Regions from separate parts of the Homo sapiens genome. Here region 1 is linked to region 2. Evidence: read pairs that join two places in POLR2A ChIA-PET (ENCODE). Cell type or tissue: CD4-positive, alpha-beta T cell. All regions are shown on one strand. Links, peaks and the distances in the headings refer to the core of each region. The heading gives the core; the rest is flanking DNA.

The links. ChIA-PET counts read pairs that join two places held together with the same protein. Peaks named below come from ENCODE experiments on the same cell type or tissue, not always from the same donor. Only the 100,000 strongest peaks of a DNase experiment are listed, where the experiment ranks them.
Region 1: POLR2A ChIA-PET joins it to region 2 with 5 read pairs; 6 of 35 experiments call an interaction of 5 or more read pairs at or near these places.

Annotation. Positions count from the first base shown.
Region 1 is chr16:75,415,389-75,427,774 of GRCh38, forward strand. The region is part of intron 1 of CFDP1 (craniofacial development protein 1); the gene reads right to left. Among named protein-coding and RNA genes, the nearest start is that of CFDP1, 12 kb to the right of the region's middle. In CD4-positive, alpha-beta T cell, for the core only: no CTCF peak of the experiment used is centred there; a DNase peak (open chromatin) is centred at 5,743; H3K4me3 peaks cover 399 bases.
Region 2 is chr16:75,150,115-75,162,360 of GRCh38, forward strand. It overlaps ZFP1 (ZFP1 zinc finger protein), which reads left to right. Exons shown (of 4, transcript NM_153688.4): 2 at 2,795-2,852. The coding sequence starts at 2,838. Among named protein-coding and RNA genes, the nearest start is that of ZFP1, 7.7 kb to the left of the region's middle. In CD4-positive, alpha-beta T cell, for the core only: no CTCF peak of the experiment used is centred there; no DNase peak of the experiment used is centred there.

The DNA of each region.
Region 1 (12,386 bases), core at 2,654-10,653, 270 kb after region 2:
AAAAAGCACACAAATCTAATATACAGTTCAATGGAATGACACACAGTGAACACACTTGCATAACCAGGGCCCCAGCTCGAGGAACTGAACATTAGCAGCATCCCAGAAGGCCCCCTGTGCTCCCTTCCAGTCACTAACAACTGCCCTACCCCTAAAGGGAACCAATATCCTGACTTCTAAAGTCACGGGTTAGTTTTGCCTGCTTTTCAACTTTCAACAGAAGCCTGCAGTGTGTACTCTTCTGTGTCTGGCTTCTTTTATTCAACATTATGTTTGTGAGAGTCACCCACATTGTTGCAGTGTAGCTGTAGTTTATTCATTCTCACTCCTGAACAGTAAATAGTGTGTCATTGTATGACTATACCATAATCCGTTTATTCATTCTACTGCTGATGCACAACTAGGTTGTTTCCAATTTGGAGTCATTACAAACAGTACTGTTGTGATACTCCTGTGCATCCAATCAGCTTTATTTATTTATTGAGACGGAGTCTTGCTCTGTCACCCAGGCTGGAGTGCAGTGGCGCGATCTTGGCTCACTACAACCTCTGCCTCCCAAGTTCAAGCGATTCTCCTGCCTTGGCCTCCTGAGTAGCTGACATTACAGAAGTGTGCCACCACACCCAGCTGATTTTTATACTTTTAGTAGAGATGGGGTTTTATCATGTTGGCCAGGCTGGTTTTGAATTCTGACCTCAGGTGATCCAGCCGCCTTGGCCTCCCAAAGTGCTGCGATTACAGACAGGAGCCACCGCACACGGCCTCCAATCAGCTTTTAAATACTTCACTTATAATGTACCAAGGACCACCAAACACTTGAGAAAAGCCTCCAATATGAAAGGCAAGATTCAAGACAAACAGAAAGGAATTCAGAGGAAACAAAATTAGTGCAGAAAGAGGGGATGGGGAGGGGGACAGATTAAAAACTTAAGGAAAAAGGATTTGTAATTAATATCCTGAAAGAGGTAAGAGAAACTGTGGCATCCATGGAATAAAAATAAGACTTTTAAAATAATTCAGAAAAATGAAACAAACAAAAAAGCTCGTAAAAACTAAAACAATGATAAAAGAGATTTAAAAAAAAAAAAAAAAGGTAAACCAGTGGCTCACGCCTATAATCTCAGCCCTTTGGGAGGCCGAGGCAGGTGGTTCGCCTGAGCCCAGGAGTTGAAGACCAGCCTGGGCAACTGTGAAACCCTGTCTCTACAAAAAAATACAAAAATTAGCTGGGCTTGGTGGTACACACCTCTAGTCTAAGCTGAGGCAGAAAGATCACTTGAGCCTGGGAGGTCAAAGCTAGAGTGAGCCAAGATCACACCACTGCACTCCAGCCTGGGTAACAGAGCAAGACCCTGTCTCAAAAAAATAAATACATAAATTAAAAAATTTTTTAAAGGCGATGAGAAGGAGCCAGCTGTGTGAAAATCTGGAGAATAAGCATTTGAGGCTGAGGTGGAAACAATCAATATCCAAAATGGAATTCTGTTTGACATCCCAAACACCAAGGGCTAAGTGACAGTGTTTCATGAAGAGAGCAGTGAGTTCCTGCTTAAGACAGCAATCTGAACATAGAAATGTAATTTTACTTCCTCCTGAACCTAGTGAGACCCCATATCTAAAAAAAATTTTTAAACATTAGCCAGGCATGGTGGAGAATGCCTATGGTCCCAGCTGCTTGGGAGGCTAAGGGGAGGATCACTTGAACCCAGGAGGTCAAGGCTGAAGTGAGCCATGAACACGCTACTGCATTCCAGCCTGGGTGACAGTGAGACCCTGTCTCAAAAACAAAAACAAAAACAAATACCACCCCAAAATACAAAGAAACACAAATGTATTTACCTTTTTATCCAGCAGTCCCACTTCTATCCCAGAATATATAATAGTTTATTCACTCAGTACTGTTTGTAATAACAAAAAATTAGAAACAACTCAAGTTGTCTCACAGTAAGTGACTGGCTGAAAATGCTATGGTCCATCTAAATAATGGAATACCACAGTCATTACAATGCAATGTGTAAAATTTCTATGTATTTACCTCCAAGATATACTCTTAAGTTAAACAGAAAAAAAAGGAGAGGAAAAGCAAAAGAACAGTGTATGAAATATGCCAGCTCTGGATGAGGAAAAAGGAAGAATTAAGAATATGCTTATATTTGTTTGTATATGGAAAAAGCGACACTAGAAGGATAAACAAGAAACTAATGAAAACAGCTCCTTATAAGGGTCAGGATAAAACAGAGTAGAAGCAAGAGTTCACTGTGTTTATCTCTCTACAGAACTTTGAAAATCTCTTAAATTCAAAAGTTTGAATAAATAAACATAACTGTATACCAAAATGATAACATAACCACATAAACAAAAGATCTATTCCCAGGACTTTAAAAACAGTATTCTGACTATACATCTTCATCAAGATGCATTCCAAAGACAAAAAAAAAAAAGTTCTACTCTGTGTAGTAACATCAATGCTGGTATTTTGAAACTATTTCCTTTATATCATAGGTTAAAGCAAGTAATTAATCACGTTAGGAATCTAGATCTTCAGAATAAGAGAAATGACACAATTATAAAATCAAAGAAATTGGCTGGGAGCGGTGGCTCATGTCTGTAATCCCAGCACTTTGGGAGGCTGAGGTGGGTGTATCACCTGAGGCCAGGAGTTCGAGACCAGTCTGGCCAACACAGTGAAACCCCATCTCTACTAAAAATACAAAATTAGCTGGGTGTGGTGATGCATGCCTGTAATACCAGCTACTCAGGGAGCTGAGGCAGGAGAATTGCTTGAACCTGGGGGGCGGAGGTTGCGATGAGCTGAGATACACCACTGCACTCCAGCCTGGGCAACAAGAGTGAAACTCTGTCTCAAAAAAAAAAAAAAAAAAAAAAAGAATTAAGAATATCAATATGAACTCTAACCCTTTTTTTTTTTTTTTTTGAGACGCAGTCTCGCTCTGTCGCCCAGGCTAGAGTGCAGTGGCACGATCTCGGCTCACTGCAAGCTCCGCCTCCCGGGTTTTACGCCATTCTCCTGCCTCAGCCTCCCGTGTAGGTGGGACTACAGGCGTGCACCACCTATGCCTGGCTAATTTTTTTTGTATTTTTAGTAGAGATGGGGTTTCACCATGTTAGCCAAGATGGTCTCGAACTCCTGACCTTGTGATCCGCCGACCTCGGCCTCCCAAAGTGCTGGGATTACAGGCGTGAGCCAACGCGCCCGGCTAACCCTTTTTAAGTATTTCCTAGTTTTGTCCACTACACAAACGGCATATAAACTACATCATTCTGGTAACATCAAGCATCTCTAAAGTTCAAAGTTGAGACCATTTACCACAAAAAGGCTCCCTAAAAAAAAAAAAAAAAAAACTCATTTCAGGTCTGAGGCAAAGAAAGCACAAGGTAAAACCAGGACATTTTTCTGTGCCAGGAAGTCAGGAAGCTATTTAAAAATAACAGATCAAGGCCAGGTGCAGTGGCTCATGCCTGTAATCCTACCACCTTAGGAGGCCAAGGTGGGTGAGTATGGGGGGGAATGCTTGAGCCCATGAGTTCGAGACCAGCCTGGGCAACAGAGCAAGAGCCTGTTTCTATAAAAGATTTTTAAAAAATTAGTCAGGCATGGTGGCACGCACCTGTAGTTCCATCTACTGGGGAGGCTGAGGCAGGAGGATCACTTGAGCCCAGGAATTGAAGGCTACAGTAAGCAGGACGCCGACTCATAAAAAATAAATAATAATAAAAAAAGATCAAATTAAAAGGATACAAGATCCAGCCTGAAAGAGCTCCTACTGGCCAAAGCAGTGAAGACCTGAACATTAAAACAGGTAATTGTTAGAAAATGAAAACACACTGAATAAAAATCTGTGAGCCCCTCATGATATTAAAAAGACAGAAAAAAAAATTTGTACCATTTTAGACTGCTATTTAAAATTACTACCTATTTTGAAAATTGAGGGAAAAGAATTAAATATTTATATTGTTCCAATTGATAAAGGAAAGCTATACTTTACAGAAAAATGTCAACCAATAAATACAGAAGAACCACAGAATTAGAAAGACATCACTTCTCAAACTCTAATGACAGTAGTAGTTTAGGCAAGGGTTATTAAGTAATGCCAAAAAGCAATTTAAGAAGCTGGGTGTGCCAGAGGCATCTGAACCAGAGCAACTCCATCCTGAATAGCGACTGGGTAAAACAAGGCTGAAACCTGCTGGGATGCATTCCCAGGAGGTTAAGGCATTCTAAGTCACACGATAAGCTAGAAGGTTGGCAGAAGATACAGGTCATAAAGACCTTGCTGATAAAACAGTCTGCCGTAAAGAAGCTGGCTAAAACCCACCAAAACCAGCGCCATGACAGCTTACAAATGCCATGGCAACATCAGGAAGTTACTCTAAATGGTCTGAAAAGGGGAGGCATGAATAATCCACCCCTTGTTTAGCATATAATCAAGAAATAACCATAAAAATGGGCAACCAGCAGCCCTTGGGTCTGCTCTGTCTATGGAGTAGACATTCTTTATTCCTCTACTTTCTTAATAAACTTGTTTTTACTTTTCTGTATGGATTTCCCTCGAATTCTTTCTTGTTCGAGATCCAAGAACCCTCTCTTGGGGTCTGGGTCTGGATCCCCTTTCAGGTAACAGGTAGTCTCAGCTACCTCAGAAGCTCTCTTGAGCCCAGGAATTTGAGTCCAGACTGAACAACACAGTGAGACCTTCATCTCAAAAAAAAAAAAAAAAAAAAAAAAATTAAAAAGCAATTTAAGTTTTAACCATTAAGTATACTGCCACAGGGAATACTTTTCCAGTTCTAAAAGTTCCAAAGGAAAAAACAAGTATACAAGAGAGGGATCAGACTGTTATCACCCTGATTTAATAGTCACCACTATAGTTATCAACCAGATATTGTGTCTTCTGATGCTATTCAAACATCAGATGTCCATTGATAATGCATTCTGGCCAAAGTATTTCATTGGAACCCATCAAGCATTTAGATCTAACTTCTGATTTACAGAGAACTGAAGGAACAAAGGAACTAAAACAACGCCATGAGGGAATAACCAGACAAATCCAAGAGGTGAGACATGCTGCAGGATGTATGGCTTTGATCTTTTCAGCTATCTATGCCATTATAGAAAGGGGAGTGTGCTAGATTAAAAGAGACTCAAGGATGGAACAACTGGATAATATGTGTAGTATTGAACTCAACTGTGATTTGGACACACAAGCTATAACCATTTTGGAAAATTTGAGTATGATCTATATATAAGATAAAACATTTACTAAAATAAATGGGTAGAAATCATCCACTAAAAAGAGTAGGTTGAAAAGCGATGTGAGTAAATACAATTGCAGGCTGAGGAAAAAATACAAATATCTATACCTAGGTGTAGAAAAAAATCAGAGTGAGTTTTCACTAAAGGATTGACATGATAGTCTCTAGGTAGTTCAACTATTTTTTTTATTTTTAAGTGATTTTTAATTTAACTGTCTGCATTTTCTAATTTTCTATAAAGCTCTGCACTACTTTTGAAAACTTTTGCCTGTTTTCATCATAAAAACAGGCAAATGTTGTAGACAGTTCAGACAAGTAGATGCACATGACTCTGGATCTTAAACATGTAAAAAGATGCTTAATCTCATTAATAATGAGACAGCCATGTGGGAGGGGGTCCCTGGAGAATCTCCGGCCAGCCAGCAGACTAGGAGGCATGCGCACTGGGGTGGAGCCACAGAGGTTCCTGCTGTTTGCAGCGGGGAGGAGCCCGGCCCCTCTTCTTCCTGTGTGCAACCTGGGATTCAAAGCTGCAAGGCAGGAAGCACAGCAGCAGGAACTCTGGCCTTGCAGAGTCCCTGTTCCCCCTTTTTTCCCTTTTCACCCAATAAAACCCTGATTTACTCAAGCTTCAAATTGTCTGTGAGCCTAAATTATCATGGCTGTGGGACAAGGACTCCATCTTTAGCTAAACTATGGAAAAGTCCTTCATCAGTAAGAGATAAGAAAATTTTAAATTATACATACAAAACCCCCCAAAACCTCAATATCAAATTCCATGCAGTTACTATGAGGGAAAAAAAGATAGTAAGAATCAGAATAACATCCCTGTAGACAATGTAGGCACAAAAGGAACAAATCTTGTCCAAAGACTCAGAGCTTCCAATAACCTTTCTAGTGCCCCAAGCATAAATATGAGCCAAACCAACTAAGAATCAGTATAAATCCGAGAAAGCCTCTTACATAATAAAACCCTAAACAAGCATACAAGGTGAATAAAAAATCACCCTGGAAGAAACAAAGCCTGTATTTCCTCATTTTATGAGGCCTGCATTATCTGATACTAAAATCACACAAGGAAATTACCAAAAAACTACAGATCGATATCCCTCATAAACACAGATGCAAAAATCCTCGACAAAATACGGCTGTCCCTCCATATTTCTGGGGAAGTGGTTCCAAGATCTCCCCCACCCCACACCAAAACCCACAGATGTTCAAGTCCCTGATATAAAATGATGTCATATTTACATATAAACTATGTACATCCTCTTGCATACTTTAAGTCATCTCTAGATTACTTACAACACCCAATATAAGTGCTATATGAATAGTTGTTATACTGTATTGTTTAGGAAATAATGACAAGGAAAAAAGTTTGTACACATTCAGTACAGACATAACCACCCATTTGTTTTCCCAAATACTTTCTCTCTCTCTCTCTTTTTTTTGAGACGGAGTTTCGCTCTTTTTGCCCAGGCTGGAGTGCAATGGTGCGATCTCGGCTCACCGCAACCTCTGCCTCCCGTGTTCAAGCTATTCTCCTGCCTCAGCCTCCCAAGTAGCTGGGATTACAGGCGCTTGCCACCACACCCGGCTAATTTTTTGTATTTTTAGTAGAGACAGGGTTTCACCGTGTTGCCAGGATGGTCTCGATCTCTTGACCTCGTGATCCACCTGCCTCGACCTCCCAAAGTGCTGGGATTACAGGCGTGAGCCACTGCGTATGGCCTCTTTTTTTTTTTTTTTTTTTTTGAGACAGAGTCTCGCTCTGTTGCCCAAGCTAGAGTGCAGTGGCATGATCTTGGCTCACTACGATCCTCCCGGGTTCAAGTGATTCTCCTGCCTCAGCCTCACGAATACCTGAGACTACAGGTATGCACCACCACTCCCAGCTGATTTTTGCATTTTTGGTAGAGACGGGGTTTCACCATGTTCGTCAGACTAGTCTTGAACTCCTGGCCTCAAGTGATCCACCCACTTCAGCCTCCCAAAGTGCTGGGATTACAGGTCAGAGCCACCACATCCAGCCTCTTAGAGAGTCTTAAAACTGTGATCAAAAAAAAAACACGTTTTTAGAGGTTAAGGCAGAAGGATCGCTTGAGGCCAGGAGTTCAACGTGTCACTGAGCTGTGATCTTGCCACTGCACTCCAGCCTGGGTGACGGAGCAAAACCCTGTTTCTTTTAAAAACAAACAAACAAATCCAGGTTTTCTCACACCTGTAATGCCAGCACTTTGGGAGGCTAAGGCAGGAAGATTGCTCAAAGCCAGGTGTTTGAGACCAGCTTGGGCAACATGGTGAGAGACCTCATCTCTACAAAAAATAAAAAATTAGGCCGGGCGCAGTGGCTCACGCCTGTAATCCCAGCACTTTGGGAGGCCGAGGTGGGCGGATCACAAGGTCAGGAGATCGAGACCATCCTGGCTAACACGGTGAAACCCCATCTCTACTAAAAATACAAAAAAATTAGCCGGGCCTTGTGGTGGGTGCCTGTAGTCCCAGCTACTCGGGAGGCTGAGGCAGGAGAATGGCGTGAACCCGGGAGGCAGGGCTGGCAGTGAACCGAGATGGTGCCACTGCACGCCAGCCTGGGTGACAGAGCAAGACTCCGTCTCAAAAAAAAAAAAAAAAAAATTAGATGGGCATGATGGTGTGCATCTGTAGTCCCAGGTACCTGGGAGGCTGAGGTGGGAGGATCACTTGAGCCCAGGAGTTTTAGGCTGCAGTGAGCTGATTGCGCCACTGCACTCCAGTCTGGGTAATCAAGCGATTCTCGTGCCTCAGCCCAGTAGCTGGGACTAATTTTTGTATTTTTAGTAGAGACTGGGTTTCACCACGTTGGCGAGGTTGGTTTTTTTTTGTTTTTTGAGACGGAGTCTCACTCTGTCGCCCAGGCTGGAGAGCAGTGGTGCGATCTCCGCTCACTGCAACCTCCGCCTCTTGGGTTCACGCCATTCTCCTGCTTCAGCCTCCCGAGCAGCTGGGACTACAGGCACCCGCCACCTCGCCCGGCTAATTTTTTGTATTTTTAGTTGAGACGGGGTTTCACCACGTTAGCCAGGATGGTCTCGATCTCCTGACCTTGAGATCCGCCCACCTCGGCCTCCCAGGTTGGTCTTTAACTCCTGGCTTCAAGTGATCTGCACTCCTTGGCCTCCCAAAGTGCTGGGATTACAGGCGTGAGCAACTGCACCCAGCCTTTTTCCAAATATTTTCTATCTGCAGTTGGTTGAATCCATGGCTGTGGAAACCACAGATACAGAAGGCTGACTATATTAGCAAACCAAATTCAGCAATGTATAAATATATCCTGACCAAGTGAGCTGTCTCCCAGAAATAAGTCTGTCAGAAATTTGAAAATCAAACACTGTAATCCACCATATTAACAGACAAAAAAAAAGAAAAACCACATGTAATTAAATCAATAGATGGAGAAAAAGCATTTGACAAAATTCACCTCTCTGAAAATTAGGAACAGAGGGGAACTTATCTAACATGATAAAAGGAATCTCTGAGGGACAATATATGCAGACTGCCAAGGTTAACATTCCAGCTAAGTTACTATCTAACTGGATGAATTTCAGCCATTTGCTTAGACTTTGTGCCTCAGTTTTTTCATCAGTAAAATGCAGAACACAATTAGCACGTACAGTGTTAGGTGACTGAGTTGGTAATAAGTTACTCAATGCTAAAGGGTTTAAACGGCAGGCAGACAGACACACACGGCATCTGTGAAAAACCTATAGCTAACACCACATCAAGTGGTAAAACACTAGTTTCTTTTCCCCCTTAAGATTGGGAAAAAGGCTGCCAGACGCGGTGGCTCACGCCTATAATCCCAGCACTTTGGGAGGCTGAGGCGGGCGGATCACGAGGTCAGGAGATCAAGACCATTCTGGCTAACACGGTGAAACCCAGTCTCTACTAAAAATACAAAAACTTAGCGGGCGTGGTGGCGGGCGCCTGTAGTCCCAACTACTCGGGAGGCTGAGGCAGAAGAATGGCGTGAACCCAGGAGGCAGAGGTCACAGTGACCCAAGATCGTGCCACTGCACACTCCAGCCTGGGCAACAGAGGGAGACTCCGTCTCAAAAAAAAAAAAAAAAAGATTGGGAAAAAGGCAAAGATGTCCCCTCTCACCACTAGCATTCAACATCATACTGGAAGTATAAAGTACAACAAGGCAAGCAAAATAAATATAAAAGGTAAACATATTGGAAAGGAAGAAATAAAACTGTTTCTATTCACATTTGACATCACTGTCTGTGTGGAAAATCCCACAGAATCTACAAAAACCTCCAGAACTGGTAAATGAGTTTAGCAAGGTTGTAGAATACAAGGTTAGTATGCAGAACCTGTATTGTATTTCCATATACTAGTTACAAACAATTAGAAATAAAAACTTTTTACACCTAAAAAAAAAAGATACAGACTGTATTCATAGACTAAAATATAAGATCGTTAAATTGTCAATTCTTCCCAAAACGGTCTACAGATTCAATGCAATTCCAAACAAAATCAAAGTAGGATACTTTTTCGAGAGATGAACAAAGTGATTTTACAATGCATATGGTGGCCAGGCCTGGTGGCACACGTCTGTAGTACCAGCTACACAGGAGGCTGAGGAAGGAGAATCACTTGAACCTGGGAGGTAGAGGTTGCAGTGAGCAGAGATCGCGCCACTGCACTCCAGCCTGGGCAACAGAGTGACACTCCATCCCCCTCAAAAAAAAAAAAAAAAAAAAAACTATATGGAAAGGCAAAGGAACAAGAGCAGCCAAAACTATTTTGAAAAAGAATAAAGTTGGAGTACTCTCTCTACCTGATTTCAACACTTAAATCAAAAACAGTAAATGAAACTGTGGAAACAGAGGCCCAGAAATAAACCTATACAAGTATGGCCAGTTCACTTTACAGAAATACAAAGGGAATTCGATGGAGAAAGAATAATCTTTTCAACAAATAATGAAAATACTGGACATCCAGATGCAAAAGAAAAAAAAAAAAAGAATCCATAACTCATATCTTATGCAAAAATTAACTGAAAATAAATAATGATAACTGATTTTTTAAAAAAGTAAATGCTGGCCGGGCACGGTGGCTCACTCCTGTAATCCCAGCACTTTGGGAGGCCGGGGTGGGCGGATTACCTGAGAGGTCAGGAGTTCAAGACCAGCCTGGCCAACATGGTGAAACCCCATCTCCACTAAAAATACAAAAATTAGCCAGGCGTGGTGGCAGGCGCCTATAATCCCAACTACTCGGGAAGCTGAGGCAGGAGAATCGCTTGAACCTGGGAGGCGGAGGTTGCAGCGAGCTGAGATCATGCCACTGCACTCAAGCCTGGGCAACAGAGCAACACTCTGTCTCAAAAAAAAAAAAAAAAAAAAAAAAAAAAGTAAAGGCCAGGCACTGTGGCTTATGCCTATAATCCCAACACTTTGGGAGGCCGAGGTGGGCGGATCACCTGAGGTTGGGAGTTCAAGACCAGCCTGACCAACATGGAGAAACCCTGTCTCTACTAAAAATACAAAATTAGCCAGGCGTGGTGGCACATGCCTGCAATCCCAGCTACTCAGGAGGCTGAGGCAGGAGAATCCCTTGAACTCAGGAGGCGGAGGTTGCAGTGAGCCAAGATCATGACATTGCACTCCAGCCTGGGCAACAAGAGCGAAACTCTATCTCAAAAAAACAAAAACAACAACAAAGTAAAACTATGTAACTTTTACATAGGAAAATACACTATCTTTGTAATCCCGAGTTAGGCAAAAAAGAGTTCTTAGATATGATTCCAAAAGCACAACCCATAATAGAAAAATTTGACAAACTGGATTTTATCCAAGTTTAAAAATTTTACTCTGCAGGCCAGGCATGGTGTCTCATGCCTGTAGTCCCAGTTACTACAGAGGCTGAGGCAGGAAAATTGTTTGAGCCCAGGAAGTAAAGGTTGCAGTGAGGTGAAATCGTGCCACTGCATTCCAGCCTGGGCAACAGAGCAAGACTCTGTTTCAAAAAAACACCAAAAAAAATTGCTGTGCAAACACTATTAAGAGAATGAAAAGACAAGCACAGAGACAAAACACTGCAAAACAAGTATGTGACAAAGGAGCCGGGGGTGGTGACTCAGGCCTGTACTCCCAGCACTTTGGGAGGCCAAGGTGGGTGGATCACTTGAGGTTGGGAGTTGGAGACCAGCCTGGCAAACATGGTGAAACCCCATCTCTACTGAAAATACAAAAATTAGCTGGGTGTGGTGGCGAGTGCTTGTAATCCCACCTACTTGGGAGGCTGAGGCAGGAGAATCGCTTGAACCCGGGAGGTGGAGGTTGTGGTGAGCCAAGATTATGCCACTGTACTCCAGCCTGGGGGACAGCGAGACTGTCTCAAAAAAAAAAAAACAAAACAAATATCTGACAAAGGACTATATCCAGAATATATAATTCCAAAACTGAAAACAACCCAATGTTTTAAATGGACAAAGAATTCAAAAGACACACCAAAGAAGATAAAATGATGGCAAACAGGAACATGAAAAGAGCATCAACATCCTTAGGGAAATGCAAACTAAAGGAGAAATTAGCTAATTTTTTTTCTTTTTTTTTCGAGACAGTGTCTCGCTCTCTTGCCCAGGCTGGAGTGCAGTGGCACAATTCCGGCTCACTGCAACCTCCACCTCCTGGGTTCAAGCGATTCTCCTTCCTCATCCTCCCAAGTAGCTGGGACTACAGGCATGCACCACCATGCCCGGCTAATTCTTTGTATTTTTTAGTAGAGACAGGGTTTCAACATATTGGCCAGGCTGGTCTTGGACTCCTGACCTTGTGATCTGCCTGCCTTGGCCTCCCAAAGTGGTGGGAATACAGGCATGAGCCACCGCGCTCGGCCCCAAATTAGCTAATATTTAAAACAAAAACAAAAACAAAAAAATCTGACCACCCCAAGTGTTGTTGAGGATGAAGAGCAACTTGAACTCTCAAACTTGTTACCAACAGCAATCAAGCCACAAAAAAATTTAGCAGCTTCTTGTAAAGTTAAACATACACATACTACAAAACCCAGTAATCCCACTCCTAGATATTGACTCAAGTGAAATGAAAACCCATGTTCAC
Region 2 (12,246 bases), core at 1,245-9,244:
CAAATTTTTTTAACTTCCCTTGTGACTTCATTTTTTACCCTTATTTATTTAGATTGTATTGCATAATTTCCAAGTTTTTGGAGATTTTCCAGATCTTTTTTTTTTTTTTTTTGAGACAGAGTCTCGCTCTGTTGCCCAGTCTGGAGTGCAGTAGCGAGATCTCGGCTCACTGCAAGCTCCGCCTACCAGGTTCACACCATTCTCCTGCCTCAGCCTCCAGAGTAGCTGGGACTACAGGCGCCCGCCACTACACCTGGCTAATTTTTTTATTTTTTTTTGTATTTTTAGTAGAGACGGGGTTTCACCGTGTTAGCCAGGATGGTCTCTATCTCCTGACCTGGTGATCCACCTGCCTCGGCCTTGCAAAGTGCTGGGATCACAGGCGTGAGCCATCGCACCCGGCCCAGATCTTTTTATATTATTGATTTATAGTTTAATTCTGATTTGGTCAGAATACTGTGTTACGAATTTCAATTATTTTAAATTTGTTGTGGTTTGTTTTTGTATTGTATTTTTGTTTCATTTTGTTTTAGTAGACTCCTGGTCTCAAGTGATCCGCTGACCTTGGCCTCCCAAAGTGCTTTACAGGCGTGAGCCACTGCACCAGGCCTGTTGTAGTTTGTTTTAAGGTCGAGGATATGATGATCTCTCTGGGTAACTGTTTCGTGTGTATTTGAATAAATATTGTGCTGTTGATCGTAGAATCTTCCTTGATTGATTGATTGATTGAGACAGGGTCTGTCTCTGTTGCCCAAGCTGGAGTGCAGTGGTTCAGTCACAGCTGTCTGCAACCTCAAACCTTTTGCCTCAGCCTCCCGAGTAGCTAGGACTGCAGGTGTGCGCCCTAATCCTTTTGCCTCAGCCTCCGGAGTAGCTAGGACTCAAGGTGTGAGCCACCACACTCAGCTAATTTTCTGTATTTTTTGTAGAGACGAGGTTTTGCCATGTTGCCCAGGCTGGTCTCAAACCCCTGGGCTCAAGCAGTCCACCCACCTTTGCCTCCCAAAGTGCTGGGTTTACAGGCATGAGCTACTGTGCCTGACCCTCTTTTTCCATTCTTTTATCTTTTTTTTTTTTAATTTCCTGACTCCTACAACTGATCATCCTTTTACTTTGAATGTAGCTATGTTTTTATATTTTAAACAAACTGCTTATAGACAGCACATGGTTTGGTCTTACTTTTTTTATATAATTTGACCTCTGTTATTTAATTGGTGTGTTTATGCCAATTATTGATATAGTTGTGTTAAAGTCTACCATCTTGCTGGTTTTTTTCTGTTTTTCTTATTTGGTCTTTGTTTCTGTTTACCTTTTTTTCTGTCTACTTTTGTCTTAAGTGGGTCTTTTTTATAATTACATTTTATCTCCACTGTTGTCTTATTGTATATTTGTAAAAATTTAACAGAGTTTTTGGTTGTTACCCTAAAGTTTAGTGGAACTTTAAAGATATCATACTGTTTTATGTCAATATACTTGGAACATTATACTCCCAATTTCATCCTCCCGTCTTTTGCATTATTGTTGTCATACATGTTGCAGAATATTGACATATGCTGTAAACCCACAAAACTTTGCTACTATTTTTGCTTTAGATAATCTTTCACAGTGATTAAAAGCAAGAAAAAGTATCTATTGTGTTGATCCTCATTTTAACGATTCTCGAGATTTTCATTTATTTGTGTAGATTCAGGTTTTTGTCTGATATCATATTTCTTCTATTTAAATAACTTCATTAAACATTTCTTCTAGTGCAGGTCTACTGATAATGAATTCGCTATGTTTTTGTTGTTTGAAAAAGGTTTTTTACTTCATTATCATTTTTGAAAGATATTTTTGCTGGGTATAGAATTCTGAGTTAATAGTTTTTTGCTTTAGTTGCTTTTTTGTTGTTGTGAAAGCACTTTCAGGATGTCACTACTTTGTTTTCTGGCTTAGTTTCTGATGAGAAGGTGGCTATGATTCATTATCTTGATTTTTCTACATATAATATGTCTTTTTTCCTCTGGCTACTTTGAAGATTTTAACTTTGGTTTTCATTTGTTTGGATACGATGTGTCCATGTGTGTTTTTGTTTGAGTTTAGTTTTTGGTATTTTCCCTGTTTGGATAAATTGAGTTTCTTGGACCTGTGGTTTCATATTATTATTTTTGGAAAATTCTTGTCCATTATGTCTTCAAATACTTCTTTTCTCCTTTTGGAATTTCAGTTACATGTTTATTAGACCATTTGATATTGTCTCACAGCCCTTGGATGCTCTATCCTTTTATGTTTTTCTTCCATTTCTCTTTGAGTTTCAGTTTGACCTATCTTCAAGTTTACTGAAACTTTTCTTAGCTCCTTTGTCTACTAATGAACCTGCTGAAAGATCAACTCTGTTACTGTACTTTTCTTAGCATTTCCATTTGATTTTTTCTTGCAGTTTCCATCTCTGCTGAAATTCCCTATTTGTTTATTCATGTTGTCCACCTTTTCTAGTAAAGCCTTTAGTATATGAATCATAGTTGTGTTAAATGCCCTGTCTGATAATTTCAGCAGTTGAGGGTTCTGTTGATTGTTTTGCCTCTTTTGATAGTGGATTATCTTAGTCTTGCCTTTATGGGTGTCTGATAATGTTAGATTGAAGATAGGTGCTGTTAGTATGATCTTTTCTGCCCCTTCTGAAGAGGCAAAGGGACTTTCCCAGGAGGTGGTATTTTCCCAGGTGGTCTCTAGGGGTTTCTAAACAAGTCATTCTAGGAGTTGTAAGGCAGGTCAGACCTTTAATAACAATGCCTTCCTTTTTCCTCTATTCCAGTTCTGCCTTCATAGTTCTCTGCCTTTGCCCAAAACTGCAGAAAATGAACAAATCCCAGGTGAGTTGTTTGTTTATTCCCCATTTTGCTTTTCAGTGCATTTAAGGAAGTTTATAAGGATCCAGAAAATGAAATAGAAAAGTATGAATAAGACACAAAGGAAACATAGCAAGAATAACTAATCAATACCAGCAGCCAAAAAGCAAATTGAGTTAATTAAATGTCTTGCATTGGTTATGAATACCAATTATTTGGTTCTGTACATTAGGTCTGAATAAATTTTATGGACCTTCATATAGATGGTGTTTTGGACAGCACCCCCAGAAACAACCAACTTTGAAAGGGTTATCACTTTATCTGTGGTTGTTTCATATAACATTCCTCAGTGCAAGTGCAGAAGATTATTGTATGTATTTGGTTTTTCCAGTCAGATTAGCCTAATGCCAGAGAATGCAGTAAATATGTGGGTTTGTATTTAAATCCCTCCACCCCAAGCAGGTACCACTGTCATTACTTTCTTGTGTAGCTTTCCAGAGCTTATTTGTACATAATTACACAAGTACAAATAAAAGCACAAACGTAAGATAGCATGTTAATCATACTGTTCTGTTTATATGCGTTCTGTTTTAATAGATTTCATTTTTTTTAGAGCAGTTTTGGGTTTACAGAAAAATTGAATGGGGAATGCAGTGTGTTCCCATATACCCCCTCATTCCCAACCCCTACCCCCAGTTTCCTTTATTATTAATATATGCATTAATGTATATTGTTACAGTTGATGAGCCAATATTGATACTTTAAAGACCATAGTTTACAGTAGGGATCACTCTCTGTGTACATTCTGTGTATTTTGACCAATATATAATGACATGTATCCATCACTATGGCATCATACAGAATAGGTTCACTGCCCTGAAAATCCCGTGCTCCGCCTATGCACCTCTCCCTCTGTCTCCCTAAGTCCCTAACACCCACTGATCTTTCTACTGTCTCATCTCCCTAGTCGTGTCTTTTCTAGAATGTCATATAGTTGGATTCATGCAGTAGGTAGCCTTTTTAGATTGGTTTCCTTCACTTAGAAATATGCATTTAAGGTTTCTCCAAGTTCAAGACAATGCTGGCCAACACGGTGAAACCCCGTCTCTAGTAAAAAAAAAAGTACAAAAAATTAGCCAGGCGTGGTGGCGGGCGCCTGTAGTCCCAGCTACTCGGGAGGCTGAGGCAGGAGAATGGCGTGAAGCCAGGAGGCGGAGCTTGCAGTGAGCTGAGATCGCGCCACTGAACTCCAGCCTGGGCAACAGAGCGAGACTTTGTCTCAAAAAAAAAAAAAGAGAAGGTTCCTCCAAGTCTTTTCTTGGCTTGATAACTCATTTCTTCTTAGTACTGAATATGTCATGATGTGATGTACCACGGTTTATTTATCCATTCACATATTGAAGGAACAGATAAACTTAGTGGCTTCTAAGTTTTGGCAATTATAAATAAAGCTGTTATAAACATCTGTGTGCAGGTTTTTTGGGGGCATGTTTTCAACTCATTTGGATAAATACCAAGGCCCCTGGATCATACACTAAGAATATAATTAATTTTGTAAGAAACTGCCAAACTCCCTTCAATGTGGCTGTACCATTTTACATTCCCACATTCTCACCAGCAATGAATGAGAGTTTTTTTTTTTTTTTTTTTTTGGTTTTAAGGAGCGGAAAGTTTAATAGGCAAGAAAGAAAAGAGAAGGCAGAAGGAAGAGGCTCCCCTGACAGAGACAGAGGGAGGGGGGCTCCAAAGCCGAGAGAGGGAACCTCCTGAATGAGAGTTTCTACGGCCCTGCATCCTCACCAGCATTTTGTGTTGTCAGTGTTCTGGATTTTAGCCATTTTATTTATTTATGTTTTTAATTTTTATTTTTTTTGAGATGGAGTCTTGCTCTGTCACACAGGCTGGAATGTAGTGGCGTGATCTTGGCTCAGTGCAACCTCCCCTTCCCAGGTTCAAGTGATTCTCCTGCCTCAGCCTCCCGAGTAGCTGGGATTACAGGTGCGCACCACCATAGCCCAGCTAATTTTTGTATTTTTAGTAGAGATGGGGTTTCACCATGTTGGTCAGGCTGGTCTCGAACTCCTGGGCTCAAGTGATCCACCCACCTTGGCCTCCCAAAATGCTGATTACAAGCGTAAGTCACTGTGCCTGGTTATGGTTTGTGTTTCAATCTCTTAATTATGTGATTTGATTTTGTTTTGTTTTTGAGACAGGGTCTCGCTCTGTCACCTAAGTGGGAGTGCAGTGATGTGAACACGGTTTACTGCAGCCTCGACTTGCTGGACTCAAGCAGTCCTCCTGCCTAAATCCCCGCAAGTAGCTGGGACTACAGGCACATGCCGCCATGCTTACCTAATTTTTTGTATTTTTTTGTAGAGATGGAGTTTTGCCCTGTCGCTCAGGCTCATCTTGAACTCCTGAGCTCAAGCAATCCATGTCCACCTCAGTCTCCTAAAGTGCTGGCATTACAGGTGTGAGCCACCGTGCTCAGCCCAATTATGTGTTTTTTAAATCATTCAGTAACATATCTTTGAAGTATTTCCATATCAGAGCATAGAGGTTGCTCATTCTTTTTTTTCCTAATCTTTAATTGTGTGACACATGTACAGAATAGTGTATTAAGACATAACACTCTTTAAATGTGTTATAACAACATATATAACAAATATATATGCATTAAAGAATAATAATAAAATGGGTGCCCATGTAGGCACCCAAGTTAAGAAATAGAACATTATCTGTTCTTTATGACAAATTTTCTGATTGAATCCACCTAGTAGATAGCCACTATCTTGACATTTTTCTTAATAGTTCCCTTGCTTTCCTTAAAGACTTTACCACTTAGATATATTCTTAATGTAATATTCAGTTGATAAACTATAACTGGGATTAATATCACTTATAGTCTTAATATAAAATTTAGTTAACAAACTATAACTGGAATTAATATTGCCTTGGTTTGCATAATCTTTTGTCTAATTGGTGGAGGTTTTTTTTTCCTTTCAGACATGTGAGATCTAAAAGATGCATCCGTGGGCCCTTTGCCAAGACTTAGGTTATCATTTATTTTTTAAATTACACTAGCTAGTGTTAGCTAAGAAGAAATGAAACCACTCATGTATTGCTGGAGATAGTATAGAATGATACAGCCTTACTGGGAGCAATGTGGCAACACCAAGCAAATTTAGCAGTGTAAAGCAGCTGTGTCTAGAAATTTGGCTACTGTTGGGGCCAGGTGTGGTGGGTCACGCCGGTAATCCTAGCACTTTGGGAGGCCGAGGTTGGTGGATCACTTGAGGTCAGGAGATCGAGACCAGCCTGGCCAACATGGCGAAACCCTGTCTTTACTAAAAATACAAAAAAAATTAGCCGGGCGTGGTAGCATGCGCCTGTAATCCCAGCTACTTCGGAGGCTAAGGCAGGAGAATCGCTTGAACCCAGGAGGTGGAGGCTGCAGTGAGCCGAGATCATGCTACTGCACTCCAGCCTGGGCAACAGAGTAAGACTCTGTCTCAGAAAAAGAAAAGAAAAGAAAAGAAATTTTGCTACTGTTGGACAAAGCCTCCCAGGAAAAGATGAGCTGAATTGAATTTCCAGGTATAGCCTGGCTTTGACTTTCCTGAGAGTTTACAGAAGTCCCGTTTGGGGAGGTTATTGGCAAGGTCATGAGAAGCATGGGGCTCAACATAGTTGGGCCGTGTGACAGGGTCAGAGTGTAGACTAGGTATTGAATTTTTGGTACGAATATAATTAGAGGGAGTGGGATGCTATGCATTTTCTGCATCTTGGTTCACTGGTGAATAGCCACCACTCAGGAGTAGATTAAAGCAGAACACTTCTGTGACATGAAATGACTGTTCTCATCTGATCCAAGGCAGTCTGGTATGGAGGGGAAAGACAGATGTCATCAGAACATGTTCAAGATAAGCCAAACCAAGTACAGTTAAGAATCTGGGCCAGGCTCACCCAGGCATTCTGCCCTCAGGTTAATAAAAAGTTGGTACAGTGGCCGCAGGTATCTTGTTGATGACAACCCTCAGAATGCCAGCTTTTGAATCACTGTGTTCCAGTCCGTAACTACAAGTAATGTGGTGTTAGTAGAGAATCAGTGCTATTTCACCATCTCCCACCGCTGTCTCCTTCCCACTCCTAGGGATTTCCTTCCTCTCTCTCATGTTGATCTTTTGTTTGCAGCGTCTCTTTTTTGGATTACTGTTGTTTTATTGAAGTACATGCTTCAGCAGCTTCTTGAGAAAGGGTTTGTGAGAGGTATGTTTTTTAGGCTGAATTTCTGAAAATGTCTTTTTTTTTTTTTTTTTTTTGAGACAGTCTCACTCTGTCTCCCAGGCTGGGGTGCAGTGGTGTGATCTTGGCTCACTGCAATCTCTACCACAGGGTTCAAGCAATTCTCCCGCCTCAGCCTCCTAAGTAGCTGTGATTACAGGTGTGTGCCACTACACACGGTGAATTTTTGTATTTTTAGTAGAGACGGGATTTCACCCTGTTGGCCAGGCTGGTCTTGAACTCCTGGCCTCAAGTGATACGCCCTCCTCAGCCTCCCAAAATGCTAGGATTACAGGTGAGAGCCACTGCACCTGGCCTTCATTCTGTTCTGGTATTTGATTGATAGCTAGGTATGAATGTGGATTTGTCCATTCCTCAGTTTAGTTCTGTCAGGCTTGATATAATTTGAAGCTGTGTTAGTCATTGCATATATGGTTATGGATGTGTGCACACATATGATTCTGTCTTCCTGATGGACTTATCCTTTTATCATTTTGAAATGCCCCTCTTTATCCCTGATAATACTGCTTTTCTGATAAAAATAAAGCCATACCTACCTCTTCTGGGTTGGTTGGTTGGTTTGTTTTGAGACCGGATCTGGCTCTGTTACCCAGGCTGGAGTGCAGTGGCTTGATCTTCACTCACTGCAGTCTTTGCCTCCTGAGTTCAAGTGATCCTCCCAGTATTTGGAACTACAGGCGTGTACCACCATGCTCAGGCAATTTTTGTAGTTTTGTTTTTGGTAGAGATGGGATCTCGCCAGGTTGCCCAGGCTGGTCTCAAACCCCTAGGCTTACGAGATCTGTCTACCTCAGCCTCCCAAAGTTCTGGGATTACAAATGTGAACCACCATGCCTGGCCCATACCTCCTTTTTTTTATGATTAGTGTTATGGTATATATTTTATTTTTGCTTCAACCTATTTATGTTCATATGTTTATAGTATATTTCCCCTAAATAGCTTGTAGTTTGGTCGTGGTTTTGATCCAGCCTGTTTCTTTTTTCTTTTTTTGAGACAGGGTCTTCCTCTGTTGCCCAGGGTGGAATTTAGTGGCATGAACACAGCTCACTGCAGCCTCAAGTTCCTTGATCCAGCCTATTTCTGTCTATTTTTTTTTTTTTTTAATTTTTTTTATTTTTTGAGACAGGATCTCTCTTTCTCACCCAGGCTGCAGTGCTGGAGTGAAGTGGTGTGATCTTGGCTCATTGCAGCCTCAAGCAGTTCTCCCACGTCAGCCTCCTGAGTAGCTGGGACTACAGGCCTGTGACAGTTAATTTTAATTTTAATTTTTTTTATTTTTTTTGTCGTGATGAGATCTTGCCTCCCAAAGGGCTGGGATTATAGGCGTGAGCCACCATGCCTGGCCTATTTCTGTCTTTTAATTGGTTTATTATTTTATTTGTGATTTTTTTTTTTTTTTTACAGGCATAGGTGAATTTCAGTGTGTCATTTTGCTATTTATTTTTAGTTGTCCTGTGTGTTCCTATTTTCCCTTTTATCTTTTTTTTAAGTGGTTGCTGTAGAGATTACAGCTTATAATCTTAACTGACCACCTCTTTAATATTTTGCATATTACTTTACAGTTCGTCTGAAGTGTTTATGGGTTAAAACTAATATATAGGTACTGTCTACATCTGCTCCTTTTGGGTTGTTTATCTCTTGATTGTTTTTGTCTTGTCTTTTTTTTTTTTTTTTTGAGACAGAGTCTTGCCCAGACTAGAGTGCAGTGGCTTGATCTCCATTCACTGCAACCTCTGCCTCCCAGGCTCAAGTGATCCTCCCACTTCAGCCTCCTTAATAGCTGGGACTACAGGCACATGTCATTATGCCCAGCTAATTTTTGTATTTTTTGTAGACATGGAATTTCGTTGTGTTGTCCAGGCTGGTCTCGAACTCCTGGGCTCAAGCAATCCACCCACCTTAGCCGCCCAATGTGCTGGGATTTCAGGTATGCGCCACATGCCTGGCCTCGTTGTTTTGGCTTGCTTGATTTCTCCTTCATTCCTTCCTTCCTTCCCTTCCCTTCCCTTCCTTTCCCTTCCTTCCCTCACTTCCCTTCCTTCCCTCCCTTCCCTCCCTTCCCTCCTTTCCCTCCTTTCCCTCCCTCCCTCCCTCCCTCCCTCCCTTCTTTCCTTTCCCTCCCTCCCTCCCTTCCTTCCTTTCTCTCTCTCTCTCACTTTTCATTTTTTTTTTTTTTTTTTTGACAGAGTCTTGGTTACCCCCAGACTGGGGTACAGTGACAACGCTCACAGTTCACTGTAGCTGTGACCTCCTGGGCTCAGGCAACCCTCCCACCCCAGCCTCTTGTGAAGCTGGGTCCACAGACATGTGCCACTATGCCCGGCTAATTTTTGTACTTTTTTTAGACAGGGTTTTGGTATATTGCCCAAGCTGGTCTCAAACTCTTGGGCTCAATTTGTCCACCTGCCTCAGCCTCCCAAAGTGCTGGGATTACAGTCATGAGCCACTATACCTGGCCCTGGTTTTGCTTTTTCACATGTCTAGCAGTTTTGTTTGTATGCTGGATATGTTGTATGATACATAGCTCCTTCTAAAAAATGTTAAGTTTTGTCTGCCAGATAGCTAAATTATTGGCAGATGATTCTGATCCCATTGGGGCATGTTTTAAGATTTGCAGGTGTGGGTGTATCGGTTTGGTCATACTCCTTTCTCCTAGGGTGTGCTCCATCCTTCTAGGGCATGGCTTTTGTGGCATCTCAACTGTTTGCCAGTATCTCTATCTTTCTGGATTCAGACTGTCCCAGCTCCTCAGCACTATGCAACCTCTGAAATCTCTAGTCAGCTCTCAGTCTCACAGTCGATGCCACTAGTTGTCTTGGAGGCTTGCCCTCCACCTACACATATTAGGAACTAGCCAAAGATTTGAGGTGAATCTTTATGCAGAATGTTAAGGCTTCTCTATGGCTTCTGTAGCGCCATCATCCTATGTCTTACTCCATTTTGTGCTGCCATGGCAGAATACTTGAGACTAGGTAATTTATAAAGAACAGAAGTTTATTTTCTTGGCTGGGCAAGGTAGCCATGCCTGTAATCTCAGCACTTTGAAGGGCCAAGGTGGGTGGATCCCTTGAGGGCAGGAGTTTGAGACCAGTCTTGCCAACATGTACTAAACCCATCTGTACTAAACCCCATCTGTACTAATCCCATCTGTACTAAACCCCATCTGTACTAAACCCCATCTATACTAAAAATACAAAATTTAGCCAAGTGTGGTGGCTAACCCCATCTGTACTAAACCCCATCTGTACTAAAAATACAAAAATTAGCCAAGTGTGGTGGCACTTGTCTGTAACCCCAGCTACTTAGGTGGCTGAGGCACAAGAATCACTTGAACCTGGAAGGTGGAGGCTGTAGTGAGCTGAGATCATGCCACTGCACTCCAATCTGGGTGACAAAGCGAGACTGCCTCAAAAAAAAAAAAAAAAAAAGGAAGAAATTTATTTTCTCACAGTTCTAGAAGCTGAGAGTCCAAGATCAAGGTGCTGGTGAAGGCCTGGTCTCTTCTTCCAGGATGGCACTTGAAATGCTGCATCCTTCAGAGGGGAGGAGTGCTGTGTCCTGGCATGGCAGAAAGCAAAAGGGCAAAAAAGGAGATGAACTCCTTTCATCAAGCCCCGTTAGAAGGGCTCCTAACCCCGCTCACAAGGGGAGGAGCCTCTATGATCCAATCACCTCTCAAAGGCCACACCTCCCAATACTTAATTGGGGATTAAGTTTCAACATGAAATTTTAGAGAGGACAAAAATACTCAAACCATAGCATTGCCCCTAGATCCTAGTTGCTTTACAGACCCAAACACCAGTTTGTATTTTTTTTTAATTTATTTAATTAATTTTCAAGATGGAGTCTTGCTCTTGTTGCCCAGGCTGTAGTGCAGTGGCACCATCTTGGCTCACTGCCACCTCCGCCTTCCGGGTTCAAGCGATTCTCCTGCCTCAGCCTCCCGAGTAGCTGGGATTACAAGGTGTGCGCCACCACGCCTGGCTAATTTTTGTATTTTTAGTAGAAACGGGGTTTCTCCACGTTGTCCAGGCTGGTCTCGAACTCCTGGCTACAAGTGATCTCCCCGCCTCGGCCTCTCAAAGTGCTGGGATTACAGGCGTGAGCCACTGCGCCCGGCCAACAACACTCACTTCTGCTTGGGCTTTGTTGTTCTGTGCCATGGTTCAGCATGATCGTAAATGTGTGGCTCTCCTCATAGATGCCTTTTGGTAATTGTAGCCCTACAGTGATTGCTCTCCTGTGCTTGCAAGTAATTATTTATTTTGTCCAGTTTTTATGGTTTGCCTGTCTGATAATTTTGAAGATACTGCTTTCTGGTGTAGTCAAGAGGTCTGAAGGCTTTCAGTCTTCTTACTTGTAACCTATTCTCTCCTGAAACTCACAGGCTTTTCTCTTTGCAGCTGGTGTTCTGAAATTTCCTTCGAATTTTTTTCTTCCATTATGCATGGTAGATTATAAGATTTCTTTATTTCACAGAAATACAAATAAAGCATAGTAGTTTTATGAAATATATATATATATATATTTTTTTTTTTTTTTTTTTTTTTTTTCCTGAGATGGAGTCTCACTTGTCATCCAGGCTGGAATGCAGTAGCACGATCTAGGCTCACTGCACCCTCCACCTCCCAGGTTCAAGCGATTCCCCTGCCTCAGCCTCCCAGGTAGCTGGGACTACAGGCGCCCGCTACTGTGCCCGGCTAATTTTTGTATTTTTGGTAGAGAAAGGGTTTCCCCATGTTGGCCAGGCTGGTCTCGAACTCCTGACCTCATGTGATCCGCCTACCTCGGCCTCCCAAAGTGCTGGGATCACAGGCGTGAACCACCGTGCCCAGCCGAAATATTTTTATGTATTAAAACAGTTGAAAGTAACTTCAGTATGGTGCAGCTTTTGAGACAGGGTCTCACTTTGTCACCCAGGCTGGAGTGTGGTGGTGCAATCTCAGCTCACTGCAGCCTGGACCTCCTTGGCTCAAGCAATCCTCCCACCTCAGCCCCCTATGTAGCTGGGACTACAGGCAGGCACCATCAAGCTGGGCTTTTTGTATTTTTTTTTTTAGAGATGGGGGTCTCGCCCTGTTGCCCAGACTGGTCTTGAACTCCTGACCTTAAG